Linked DNA regions of Homo sapiens: all the other regions are linked to region 4. Evidence: chromatin contacts called from ENCODE Hi-C or POLR2A ChIA-PET data. All regions are on one chromosome and are shown on one strand. Each heading gives the region's core, a stretch centred on a gene start or an enhancer-like site at or near the end of the contact. The rest is flanking DNA. Distances are from core to core; before and after follow the strand shown.

The links. A loop is a pair of places that touch in the nucleus more often than their neighbours do. ChIA-PET counts read pairs that join two places held with the same protein, here RNA polymerase II (POLR2A). Pooled maps may share reads with other maps.
Region 1: a pooled map shows a loop between it and region 4 (5-fold over the local background). The contact joins two enhancer-like sites. A Hi-C loop is called at or near these places in 2 of 168 maps with a recorded cell type or tissue (GM11168 and naive thymus-derived CD4-positive, alpha-beta T cell), 1 of 37 single-sample maps with no recorded cell type and 5 of 50 pooled maps. POLR2A ChIA-PET finds 5 or more read pairs at or near these places in 3 of 52 experiments (CD4-positive, alpha-beta memory T cell, activated CD4-positive, alpha-beta T cell and activated naive CD4-positive, alpha-beta T cell).
Region 2: a map of K562 shows a loop between it and region 4 (3-fold over the local background). The contact joins two enhancer-like sites. A Hi-C loop is called at or near these places in 7 of 168 maps with a recorded cell type or tissue (CD8-positive, alpha-beta T cell, Jurkat, K562 and 4 more), 2 of 37 single-sample maps with no recorded cell type and 10 of 50 pooled maps. POLR2A ChIA-PET finds 5 or more read pairs at or near these places in 6 of 52 experiments (GM12878, activated T-cell, activated naive CD4-positive, alpha-beta T cell and 3 more).
Region 3: a map of breast epithelium shows a loop between it and region 4 (12-fold over the local background). The contact joins two enhancer-like sites. A Hi-C loop is called at or near these places in 4 of 168 maps with a recorded cell type or tissue (CD8-positive, alpha-beta T cell, breast epithelium, mammary epithelial cell and 1 more) and 2 of 50 pooled maps. POLR2A ChIA-PET finds 5 or more read pairs at or near these places in 2 of 52 experiments (T-cell and activated CD4-positive, alpha-beta T cell).

The regions. Positions count from the first base shown.
Region 1 is chr12:92,296,656-92,299,427 of GRCh38, reverse strand. All of the region lies in intron 2 of LINC02391 (long intergenic non-protein coding RNA 2391), which reads left to right. Among named protein-coding and RNA genes, the nearest start is that of LINC02391, 66 kb to the left of the region's middle. RefSeq lists enhancers at 1,277-1,326, 1,357-1,446. Within about 2 kb of position 1,352, at least 5 of the 41 ENCODE cell types and tissues checked have a DNase peak (open chromatin) inside an H3K27ac peak, as active enhancers do.
Region 2 is chr12:92,402,289-92,405,427 of GRCh38, reverse strand. No RefSeq gene overlaps it. Among named protein-coding and RNA genes, the nearest start is that of CLLU1, 18 kb to the left of the region's middle. RefSeq lists cis regulatory regions at 137-586, 1,217-1,750 and an enhancer at 1,179-1,428. Within about 2 kb of position 1,452, at least 7 of the 41 ENCODE cell types and tissues checked have a DNase peak (open chromatin) inside an H3K27ac peak, as active enhancers do.
Region 3 is chr12:92,377,617-92,380,425 of GRCh38, reverse strand. The region is part of intron 1 of LOC105369902 (a long non-coding RNA gene); the gene reads right to left. Among named protein-coding and RNA genes, the nearest start is that of LINC02391, 15 kb to the right of the region's middle. RefSeq lists a cis regulatory region at 865-1,409. Within about 2 kb of position 1,270, at least 2 of the 41 ENCODE cell types and tissues checked have a DNase peak (open chromatin) inside an H3K27ac peak, as active enhancers do.
Region 4 is chr12:92,339,676-92,342,688 of GRCh38, reverse strand. All of the region lies in intron 2 of LINC02391 (long intergenic non-protein coding RNA 2391), which reads left to right. Among named protein-coding and RNA genes, the nearest start is that of LINC02391, 23 kb to the left of the region's middle. Within about 2 kb of position 1,613, at least 2 of the 41 ENCODE cell types and tissues checked have a DNase peak (open chromatin) inside an H3K27ac peak, as active enhancers do.

The sequences.
Region 1 (2,772 bases), core at 103-2,602, 43 kb after region 4:
GAGGCCCAAAATATTTACTATTTGGCTCTCTCTTTGCAGAAAAAAAATTGTCAGTCCTCGGGCCAGAGGGTAGAATGCATGGCAAGGATAGGGAGAAGATTAAAGGGGAGATGAGGGCAAGCTGGAAGGGATTTATGTGAGTTTAGATTTCATATGTAGGTCTAGAGAGAATGAGGCAATGGGTGCTTTTAGGCAAGGAAGTTCCTGAAAGGTACGATCTACGTCTAATATAATTTGTGCATAAAAACTGCTATGATATTTAAGCCAGTCCTTCTAGTGGCAGCTTTTGCAAGAATTCAAGCCTTAATGTCACTGCCATGTCTGGGATTAGCTCTTGAAATGGGAACCAAAAGATAGTGAAAATCCACTTACTTCCCGCCTCCCCCAAGCTAGACGTTGGTTTGGAAATGATCTATCTCCTGTGGTGAGTCTAGTGCAGATTGATCCAATAGTGTCCATTATAGCCTCTAAATATCTGGCCTGGGCTGACCTCAAGAATCCCAGAAACATGGATTGGTTCCAAGGTCACCCAGAAACTCGTTGGTCTTGCTTTAAGAAACTACAGAAATTTGAAAAAACTCTGGAATCATTTCTATATAGGATGACAAACAAAACTCAAGTGTTAGTGGTATGACATTATAGCCTCTAAATATCTGGCCCGGGCTGATCTCAAGAGTCCCAGAAACATAGATTGGTTCTAAGGTCACCCAGACACTTGTTGGTCTTGCTTTAAGAAGCTCCAGAAATTTGAAAAAACTCTGGAATCATTTCTATATAGGATGACAAACAAAACTCAAGTGTTAGCGGTGTGACAACTCATCAGATCTTTTCCGAGTTCTCTAAACCATGTGGATCAGTTTAGACTTTGCCACTGGGTGAGGTCAAAAGATTGCTGATCCATCTTGCTTTCACTGAGATTGGATTTCACAATAAAGCAGCCTTTCCCCTGGTGTCTTTGGCTCTCAGGATTTTGATTCCGTCCAGACCCTAAGTAAAGGGCAGGAGAAAATTTTGAAAGAAAAAGAAAGAGAGCGGGAACAAATGTGTTCTGAATTTCACATAACAAAGTGGAGCTCTGGGTTGTGGTTGAGCTTGGGAGCAGATGCCCTCATCCCTCTTCCCTCTGAGAATGCAGTGGGGAAATATCTGGGCTGCTCCAGTGAAGCTGTGGCATTTGGGTTTAATCTGATAGACCTGAATGTGCCTACTCTGAATCCAGACGAGGTTTTGGCCTGATGTTTTTGCCCAAACCTCAAGTGAGTATAAGCAAAGGAAGCCAAGTTCCCCACTTGTATCTACTGACTCATTCTACTAGAAGTCCGTTGCCCTTGTAACAGTTCGTGTTGTTTATTGGCTTCTGCCTTAAAAAATTTAAAATATAGTTGAACTGAAAGTTGATAGGTTATCATTTGAAGGAGGAAGTGGAAAGTTCCAAAACAGACAACAAAAGAAGCAAAACTTTGATTTTCACTGTGGCTGTTAGGACCCGCCCTTCCTCCTGAATTTTCAGCAGATGAGAGGGATTTTTTGTTTGTTTGTTCAATTTAATGCTTCAATTTTCAGGAAGGAGCCAGATGAAGCTTCTTAGGCATTATCTGCCTGGGACGTGATGAATTAATTGCAGGCCTCATTTTGTAGCAGTCGGTATCAATGGATGGGGTGCTAGTTCAGCCCTTTTGAAAGTATGTAGCAGACGGAGGTGGCTCCAATAATTACATTAAGACCGTGGATACACACTTGCCTTAGGGATTTGGAGTTGCGCTTAATCAAATCTGGATTTGACATTTCACAGCCCACATCAAGGATTTCTACAAAGGAACAGCAGAGCATTGCCAGCTCCTGCTCTTACTTAGCATCTCCTCCTGAGTAACTGAACAGTCCTTGTGCTAATCTTATTGATGCTTTGGCTGCATTTCTGCCCTGCTGCACAGCACTCAGCTTCTGTAGACCATCTTTTCTTTCATCTTTTTCTCAGTGAAAAAGTGTTTATTAAGTGTCCATCATGTGCCAGGGCCCTGGGTTAGGATCTGGGGTAGGGTAGATAGGGTGGTGAAAAAGGCTGGATTCTGAGCTCCTGCATTCGTAAAAGGTTACACCTAAGGCCAGAAGCAGTGGCTCATGCCTGTAATCCCAGCCCAGGCAGGTGGATCTCTTGAGCCAAGGAGTTCGAGACCAGCCTGGGCAACATGGCAAAACCCTATCTCTACAAAAAATACAAAAATTAGCTGGGCATGGTGATATGTACCTGTAGTCCCAGCTACTCGGGAGGCTGTGGGGAGATCACTTTAGCTGTGATTATGCCACTGCACTCCAGCCTGGGTAACAGAATGAGACCCTGTCTCAATTTTTTTGTTTGTTTGTTTGAAAAGGTTACACATAGCAGGAGTTACAGAAGGCTAACCCGTGGCTCAAAAGCAATGAACTGTTTTTCAGTTCATTACCTACCACGTGCCAGATAGAGGTAATACAAGGAAGAGTAATAGATGATGCCTGCCCTTGAGGAGTTTAAAGTTCAATGGGGTGGTTTCCAAACTTTAGTAACCCCAGAGGTCCCAGGGATGCCTATTTAAAATGAGGACAAGGAACACGGGAGGCGGAGGTTGCAGTGAGCCAAGATCGCACCATTGCACTCCAGCCTGGATGACAACAGCCAAACTCCGTCTCAAAAATAAATAAATAAATAAATAAATAAATAGTAAAAATAAAATGAGGATGAAGACTTTGCATTTTTATAGGCAGGTATTTCTGAAGTAATTGTTCTTTGGATCATAT
Region 2 (3,139 bases), core at 203-2,702, 63 kb before region 4:
ACTTAACCGTGGCTAATACAGTTTCCTAGAACACAAGGAGAGTGATCAAGACTCATTTGTTAGTGTAAATGTCTTTTCCCTGGCATTATAAATGACTAGTGTCAGGGAAAATTACTAAGCTGATATTTAGGAAATTTTTTTCTATTTTTGAAAAGTTATTAAAAACACACACACACACATACACCAGCACACATTCTTGGGATGAAGCCTAGCACAACTGTTTCAATGTGAATTCCTTTAGCCTTTTCTCCTTTTGGACAGGGAGTTTCACTGTGTGTGCTGACACATTGTGTGGGGTTGAGAAGGACAAGAAAGGAGACCAAAGATAAGGCAGAAGAAGCGGGTGGATACCACAGATAACACTTTAGGCAGGTTTAAAATTCTTATTGAAGAAAACTCACCTAGCAGTGGCTGAACTAGGTGACCCTGAAGGCTCCTTACAAACCTATGATTCTCATAATCTATCTCATAAATAAGCAGATTCCAGCCCCAGAAGCCTCAGTGTACCAACCTAGGAAACGGTAGCATTCTTTTTTTGAAATACTTGTTCTAAGTACTGTCTCTTCAGATCAAGAATGGTGTTCCTTCTTAATAGCTCCTCCATTATCACTACTCCCCCAATCACTATCTTTGTGACTATGAAAGCCTGACTCTGAAGGCTAATCCTTAACCTTCCTGGTCTTCTTTACTAAAGTCAGTCTTTGGTATGAGTCATTTGAGATGGATGCATGGGCCTTTTCTGTAGTAATAGCAACAACGATAGTAGCAATACTAATAGTTAATATTAATTGAGCACATACTACATGTGAGGAACATGCTGTGGCATAGGTACTATATTACTAACTACCACATGTTACTGAAGAGTAAGCTGAGGCACAGAAAATTACATAGTGCCAGGGGCAGTTAAATAGGCACTCCTAACTATAGAATGCAAATTACCATTCACACATGGGCATAGTTCCTGCCATTTACCACCCTCAGAGGCTGCAGACTTAGCTGCCAAACTGCCAAAGGTTTACACAGATGTAAATTTCAGGCTACATGAATCCCATAACTTTTTGTGCCTACTTTTCACTAATTCACCTGACTTTGACATCTCATGCTTCTATAAATGTCTTTTAACTCAGTGGTTAATAAGAAGCTAAAATGGTATTTTGGTATAATTACAAAGTAATCAGCATAAAGTTTTGGGCAACAATTGAATTAGTGGCTCCTCGAACAAAAGGACAGAACATGTTACATTTTAACATGGTGCGTAAAAAAAATGCTTACAGGATCAAGGCCATTAATCCCTTTAGTTCACTTGGACTGAGGGTGGGGAAATCCCAAGAAACAGCAATTCAATCACCTTCTTGAACAGCCCACATGCTCAGATGATTTCTGAGAAATGAACTTAACTTTTAGAGGTTTCATGATCAGCTGCTGGATGACATCCGGCACCAACTTAACCACTAATCTCAGATCTCATAGCAACACAGATCGCCTGGAACTCAAAATAGTCCTGCCTCAAGCTCTTTTCACTTCTTATCACTTCAGCAAGAGCATGTGAAGGAAAGGTGTCTATCAGCCAACAGCTGCTAATTTTCAGAGAAATGAATGGATGTGTGGCTGCTTCCATTTAATCAGTCACCATCTATCTCAGCAGTATTAATGCTTCCATTTGACCAGCCACCTCTATCTACACATACTTCTTTTTTATCTAAGAGTCTACTGGACTTTTTCAAATTCATCTGAACATGTGATATTTTCACAGGGCTCAACATTGAACAAAATCCTCTTTAATCCTAACCTTTCACCACTTTATTTTATTTCTCAACATTTCCCTTTCATAGAAACACATTGGAAGCTAATCCCCAAGACTTTGAGAGAAGTCACCCAAGAAAGTCTGACTTTGCTGGAAGATCTTTAAGCTGCTTCAAGCCTTGGATGTCATCTGATCACTGCTCTTGATTTCTTTATCCTTGGACTGCAGTTAGAGACTTGGCTGCTATAAAGTGAATTACTCTTGAATAAGGGCATAGTTTCCACTGTGATAACCTTGTTTCTATCCATGACAGCTAGGGAAACTGCAGCCTGAGAGTGCTTTGCTTGGTAGCAGGTGTAATGTAGTTTTGACTAAAATTCTGTTGAAGAAAACTCTCTCAGCTTGCCCCCAAACAATTTATGTCAGCAGAAGAAATAAATAAAGAAATAATAATAGAGTATATTGTTTGAATTTGTTGCAGTGGGGTATATTGTTTTATGACAAAAAAACAAGTATCAATTTTTAGTTGCACACTTCTAGGTCACCTAAATGGTTGGTTCTGGCACAAAATTTAATATAAGGAAATGTGAAAACTCCTCCCCTAACTTCTGCCAAGCCTCTCCTGTATGGTTAACTGCTGCTTTCATGTCCCCTGTCACTGAGAGGACTTTGGTAGTCATATTTCATCTCTGTAATTCCCATATGAACTTGCCTTAAGTTAAAAACAACCAAGGATACATTCTCCTTTGCTTTGTAGGAGGTGGTGCCCAGAGTTCATAAACTGAATTTAAATTATACCAAAAGAGATCTTCAAACTGTGAAGAAAGCCTAGCATATGACAGTTTGCTCATAAAGACCAAGTAAAGCTACTGTATTGCAGAGGAACCAACAGTTTAGTATAATCCAATTCAATTTGCAAGCAATCATTAATTATTTTCTGGGTTTATTATATCATTAATAGCTGTAAATAAGCCACGTATTTCAGTTGAAAGGAATCAATTCTACCTTTAAATCAAATTTGAAGAAGAGGAAGGGGAAAAAGAAGAAGAGGAAGAGAAGGAGGAAGAAGAAGAAAAACAAGAACATGAAGAAGAAGGAGGGGGAGAGGTGAGGAGAAGAAAAAGAGGTAGTGGAAAAATAAGGAGGAGAATAGAAGGGAGAGGGATAACAATGATACCACCTTTTAAGAAATCAAAAACTGGATCTGTTAGTCCTCCCTCCCTCTCAGGCACCCAATCTCAGGTGTTGCTAGACAGAGGACAGCAAGACCCTTCTAATTTCCCACCGCAGCAATACACCCAAGTGCCATCTCTTCCTGAAATGCTAGAAGGGAGCTAACATTCACTGGGCTCCTCTTACAATCATGTACATTCTTTGGTACTTTACATGACTTAG
Region 3 (2,809 bases), core at 21-2,520, 38 kb before region 4:
TGGGGTATACGTGCAGGATGTGAAGGTTTGTTACGCAGGTAAACATGTGTCATGGTGGTTTGCTATGCTTATCTTTATTTATTTTCATGTCCCAGCTTACTTGCTTAGAGAGGTCCACAGGTAGCACAGGTCAGGTATGTTCCCCACCCCAGGCTGAACACTTGCTAGTACCAGATGTTGTTCTACATGCTTCACATGTGCTATCTCAGTTAATCTCCACAGCAACCCTGAGAGGAAGGTACTATTATAGCTTCATATTATAGCTGGGGAAACTGAGGCACAGAGCGATTAAGCAACTGGCTACTGTCACAGGGATGGTGAGAGGAAGAATAAGACTTGAGCCTCTTGGGCAGATTCCAGAGCCCATCATTCTCTCAGGCATTTGGCTAAATTGTCTCTCTTAGGATGTCCTATCTGCCCACTCCTGGCATCCTTCTCCTTGAAGCATGCCTCTTCTTAAATTTTTGTGAAATGATTTGTTTTTGTCTATCTTTCCTACTATAATCTCTATGAGAGTTCAGCCACAGTCCTTGTATCTAGCACTGTGCCTGAAATATAACAGGTGACCAAGAGATATTTGAAGAGTAAAAATTAGAAGGTCAAAGAGAAGGATAGATGGAGGAGCAGATAGTCTTTACTGGTGTAGGCCTTTAAAAAATGGTACCAGTGCCTCTTGGATTTTGAGCTTTATTTGCACGCAAAAAAGAACTCTGTCCCTGGGTCGGCAATATTATCATCGTTTACAAAGAGCAGGGTGCTTAGGGCTACATATTTTGGACAGACCAGGTCTTGGCCCACCTCAATTTAATTTTTTCAATAGGAAGCACTGCTGTTGCAGGATGCCCCAGATGTGACCAAACTTTTAAGAGGTCAAGAGGTCAACAATAAAACTGGTATGGAGCAGAGGAGTGGAATAAAATGGCATAGTATTTTTAAGCTAAAAGAGACCATAAACACAGCCAATGCAGCTTCATGCTACAATAGTTGATGTAGCAATGATTCTTAGTTACTTGAGCCGTATTTCTTCAACCATATCTTCATCTGTTTTTGGCATAGGCTAAGGTATTCAAGAGTGTTCTGACAGTGCCCTCCTATCTGGTGTGCTCTGCTGCTGTCAGACAAAGATAAGACACAGGACAATTTAGCAAAGCCATGTGACTGTGATGCCGACCCTTTCATCCAGTCTATGGATGAGACAGTGACTGATAATACCTTCAAAACATCCTCCACTTACCAAATGTCTGAACTCAAACACAAATCGACAGTCTTAAGGCATAAAGCAGTTATTTCACAGAAGTGTGAGGTTTGAACACAGGCTTCTGAGGAAACAACCCTTTGCAAAGGTTTCATGATTGAAAATTGCAAGGCAGTTTTGGTGAAGATCAAAGGCTGATTTCAAAGAACAGACCTTCCTGAATATTTTTCTTCATTCTGGTATCTGACCTACCTAGAAGTACAACTCCAAACCCAAAGGTTGCATAAAAGAATATTGCTTGGGGCACAGATTTGTAATGAGAAAACTACCCTCTTGCTAGCTGTGACCTTGGGCAAGTCAGTTGACCTCTCAGAGTCTCAGTGTTCTCATCTGCAAAATGAAGCTAGTTCTTCAACAAACACCTGGATAATGACTTCTGTGTGTGATGTGCTGTGGATGATGGGAGAGCTATCATTTCTCAAGTGCATACCATGTTTTGGGGGCGTTACCTCTATTATCTAACTCCATTCACAACAAAGCTGTTTAGTGGAAACATTGGAAACTGAGGCTTGGAGAGGTAAGCAACATGGTGAGTGGAAAAGCCAGGATCCGAACTCGAGTCCGGACCCCAAAACCTTTGCTCCTTTTACTCAGCTTCACACAAGCCCATGTGTGGGAAAGGGCTCTGAAAAGTGGGAGAGCAAGATGTTGATCACTATATGTATATGATCACAATATATCATTTATATGCAGTTTTAAATGGACTTATGCTCTCCTCCTAAATTCTTTTCTGTCCCATTGTTAGAGTGAAGCAAAATCCTTGGGGAAACTTTCTTTACCCCATGGAACGCCATAGAAAAATGTAAGGGAGCTTGCAGTAGATTTGCCTGCCTGCCTGTGGCTCAGCCCAACCTCCATATTTTAGGGGGTAGGAGAGTGGTTGTGACGAATTCTCTAGAGACCCCACAGGCTGGGACAAGGGACCCAGACCTCCTTTCCTTTCTCTTTTCTGAAGCATCAGAGCATCTACAGGCAAGATCCCTTCAACCGCCAGCATAAGTATACACTTGGGGAGCACTTATTCTCTTGAAGATGATTTATCTGTAAAGGCTTCGAATGATCGAAGTGTTGGTAAACTCAGACGCTATTGTCTCACACTCTTTTTTCACTCCTGCAGCTGCTGGTTGGTTTGAAGAGAAGTTTAGTGCTCTCAACAGCAATGAACAGCATTGGGTCAATATTCAGTGGCCGGGAGACAATCTGGGTTACTACGTATGCTGCTTTGTTGTGAACTGGAATTGGCATCATGTCTCCAACATTCTGAAGCCAAGGCTGAGGATATACAAGGTCTAGAATCATTAAGGGTGTGATAAAGTGCTGAGAAACACAGGAGAATGCATTGTTCAGTGAATGAAAATTGAAAAGAGAGATGGAGACAGACAAAGAAAAAGACTGAACAACTGAATAGCCAATTTTTTTTAACTCTCAGGATGTTTTCTCCTACCTGGATGGACACAATTTTCTGTGGTGTTACATGATAGTATTGCCTGGGGTGACCATACAATTTACTGACCGACACAGGAGATTTTGAGAGTAACAGAAATGTTCATCATA
Region 4 (3,013 bases), core at 364-2,863:
AAGAGCCAGAGTTGATACATATATAGCCTAATGCTTAGGTGGATCTTTTGCATTGCATGTTTGCTGCTTTGATAGTAATTCCAAGGATACACAACTTTAGCCAAGAAAAAAATCATTATTCTCTCCAATTTCTCGGCTTGGATCAGCCTTTGTGGCCTGTCCCAGTTCTACTGATTTAACTAGAAATTTTTATATAATCACATTAAGCCTATGGGGACAGGAGTTGATGTAAAAGAAAGATATCCTCATTTTACCTGGAGGAGGTCATTATTCAGTGGTCAGTAAGTTTTCAAAATAATCAAGAAATAGCTATATATATATATAGAGAGAGAGAGAGAGAGTATACAAATATGGAAATAAATAGAAGAAACTGCTGAAATGTTTGAAAGTAAGGAATGGAATTGGGAATGAGAGGGTAAGAAGTTTATATTAAACGTTTTGTTGTATTTGAGTTTTTAGAATTGTGAACATGTATTGTGTTAATTTTTAAAAAGTAAATGAAGTTTTAAATTAAATGCCTAATATACCTAGTAGGAAGTCAAGGTTTCCTTTTTGTGTTATTCCCAATTTTTATGTTTCTAGATAGGCACCTGACTTCCTCCTGTTTTTTGACAATTTCTGCACAAGAAATTACTAATTCACTATGATCTGAGGGCCATGCAGACTGCCCTAGATAATCTTGAAATTTGCTAAACCATTATAAAAGGTTTTCTTTTAGGTAAATTTCAATCCCTTTACCATTCAAAATGTTGCTAACTGAAAGCATTTTTACAAATATACAGTTAATTGAAATCTGGAAAAGTAATGAGCTTCCTTATTTGCTTATATGCAATTCCCAGTATCACACATGTAATTTAAAGATTACCTACTACCTGCAGATATTCTTCTTACCATGTTAAGGCAGAGACCACCCTCTTCCCATTTCCTATGCTGGAGGTGAGACAGATGGAAGCATTATTATAAATTAAGATCAGTGGTGGGTAGAAATTTGGCAATTCAATTAGGAAAATTACACACCAACGTTACGCTTGTTACCAAAACTTCTTTTTTTGCAAATCACCAACTTCTCCTTCCTCTAATTTTTGGGTAAACAAATTAACGCTGAGTGTTATCGGCTGGCCCGTGGGTTTTCCTGCAATATATTATCAGGACTCTGTCAGTGAAATGCGCGTCGTTGTCCGTACATTAGTTCCTGAGACTTGCAGGAGTTGTTGCAACTTGTTCATTCCAGTGTTCAAATAGTTCAGCCGTTGTGTCAACATGTTAGGGGCCAGTCTCTGATCATGATGGGCCAGGCTCACTCTTTATTATTGCGGGTGGATTCCCTTTCATTTATGTTCAGACTGCAGATCAGCCTCTACCAAAACAAATTGGCAGTGAAAGGTAGAATATTTCTTGTTGAAATTGCCAGGGGAGTCAGTACAGGGTCTGGATAGGATTTCACAGAAGATTGGAAATGGTATCAGGTAAAAAATGTGAGTTAATATTGAGGGCGATTCCACCAGCTTGCTCCTGTCTCTGCTTTAAGAGTAAGGAAATACAGTCACTGATTACAATCATGGCTGTAGTCACTGAGGCTTACAGTATGCCCAGACAGGCGTGGTTTTAAGTGCTCTGTCTTATCTCATTTAGTCCTCATCACATCCGTAGGTGGTATTTCACTTTCATTGGAGTAAATAAAAGAATGCCTTAAAAATGCTTAACACAGTGCCTGACAGTGTATAAAGAAACATTAGCTTATTATCATTGCTAATCATCAATAACGGCTCGATAATGTCTTTTGGAAAAGCTCTGTCTTTTGGAATCCTGCCAGTCCAAGGTAGACTCTTTCCCCTTGGGGGAAGAATGCAAAGGGTGGAATAGAAAACTCTGTTGGAAGTTTACATTCCTATATTTTAGTGGCTAACACGCTCAACAGATGAGGGAAAGACAAAATAAATTTTTCAACACTAATCCTAGTAACTAAAGTATGTCACATGTCCAGATGCTGATTCCATGTGACTTGGCTGGGCCAACACCTACCTTGCCAATCTAATACTGACATTTTTCGCCTAGTAACCAGAGACTCAATCTTACAGCCCCCACTTTCCGAGGAGGGAATGAGATGCTTTGTTCAAACAGAGGTGAGCCTTGTTAGATGTTGCAGAGGAAATTCAGACATCAAATAAATGCCCTTTAATGCTGCTTGTCACTCAGAACTTGTGATGCTAAGAACACACAATGTTAACTTTTTTTAAGGAATTAAGTGGAAGACTCCACCACTGTATTGCTAAAAAGATGTAACCAAAGGCAAGTGTAGCTTTTGGAAATTTAATTGAACTTTAATTAAAATCTTTAACTTTGCTAAAAAAAAAACTGCCATAAAAATAGACATTAAATAGTTAAGCATTTGATTCCTGAGTGGTTACAGTTGTAGTGGACAATGGGCATGATGGAGGCCTGTGATTAAATCAAGGGCTTTGGCCCAAGCAGATAACACTGGGATTAAAACATGGTCCTGACCACACCTACTTTTGTCACTTTAGGGAAGTTATCTCTTTATGTGTGCATTTTCACATCTGTAAGATATGAAACTTCATGGAATTGAGAGACAGGACTAGCTGGATTTCCTGTGCTGACTAAGAATTCCTAAGCCTAGCTGGGGAAGGTGACCCCATCCACCTTTAAAGACGGGGCTTATAACTCAGCTCATACCCGACCAATCAGGTAGTAAAGAGAGCTCACTAAAATATCAATTAGGCTAAAAGCAGGAGGTAAAGAAATAGTCAATCATCTATCGCCTGAGAGCACAGGGGAGGGATAATGATCGGGATATAAACCCAGGCATTCGAGCCAGCAGTGGCAACCCACTTTAGGTCCCCTCCCATTGTATGGGAGCTCTGTTTTCACTCTATTAAATCTTGCAACTGCACACGCTTCTGGTCCATGTTTGTTCCAGCTCCAGCTGAGCTTTTGCTCACTATCCACCACTGTTGACCGCTGCCATCGCAGACCCACTGCTGACTTCCATGCC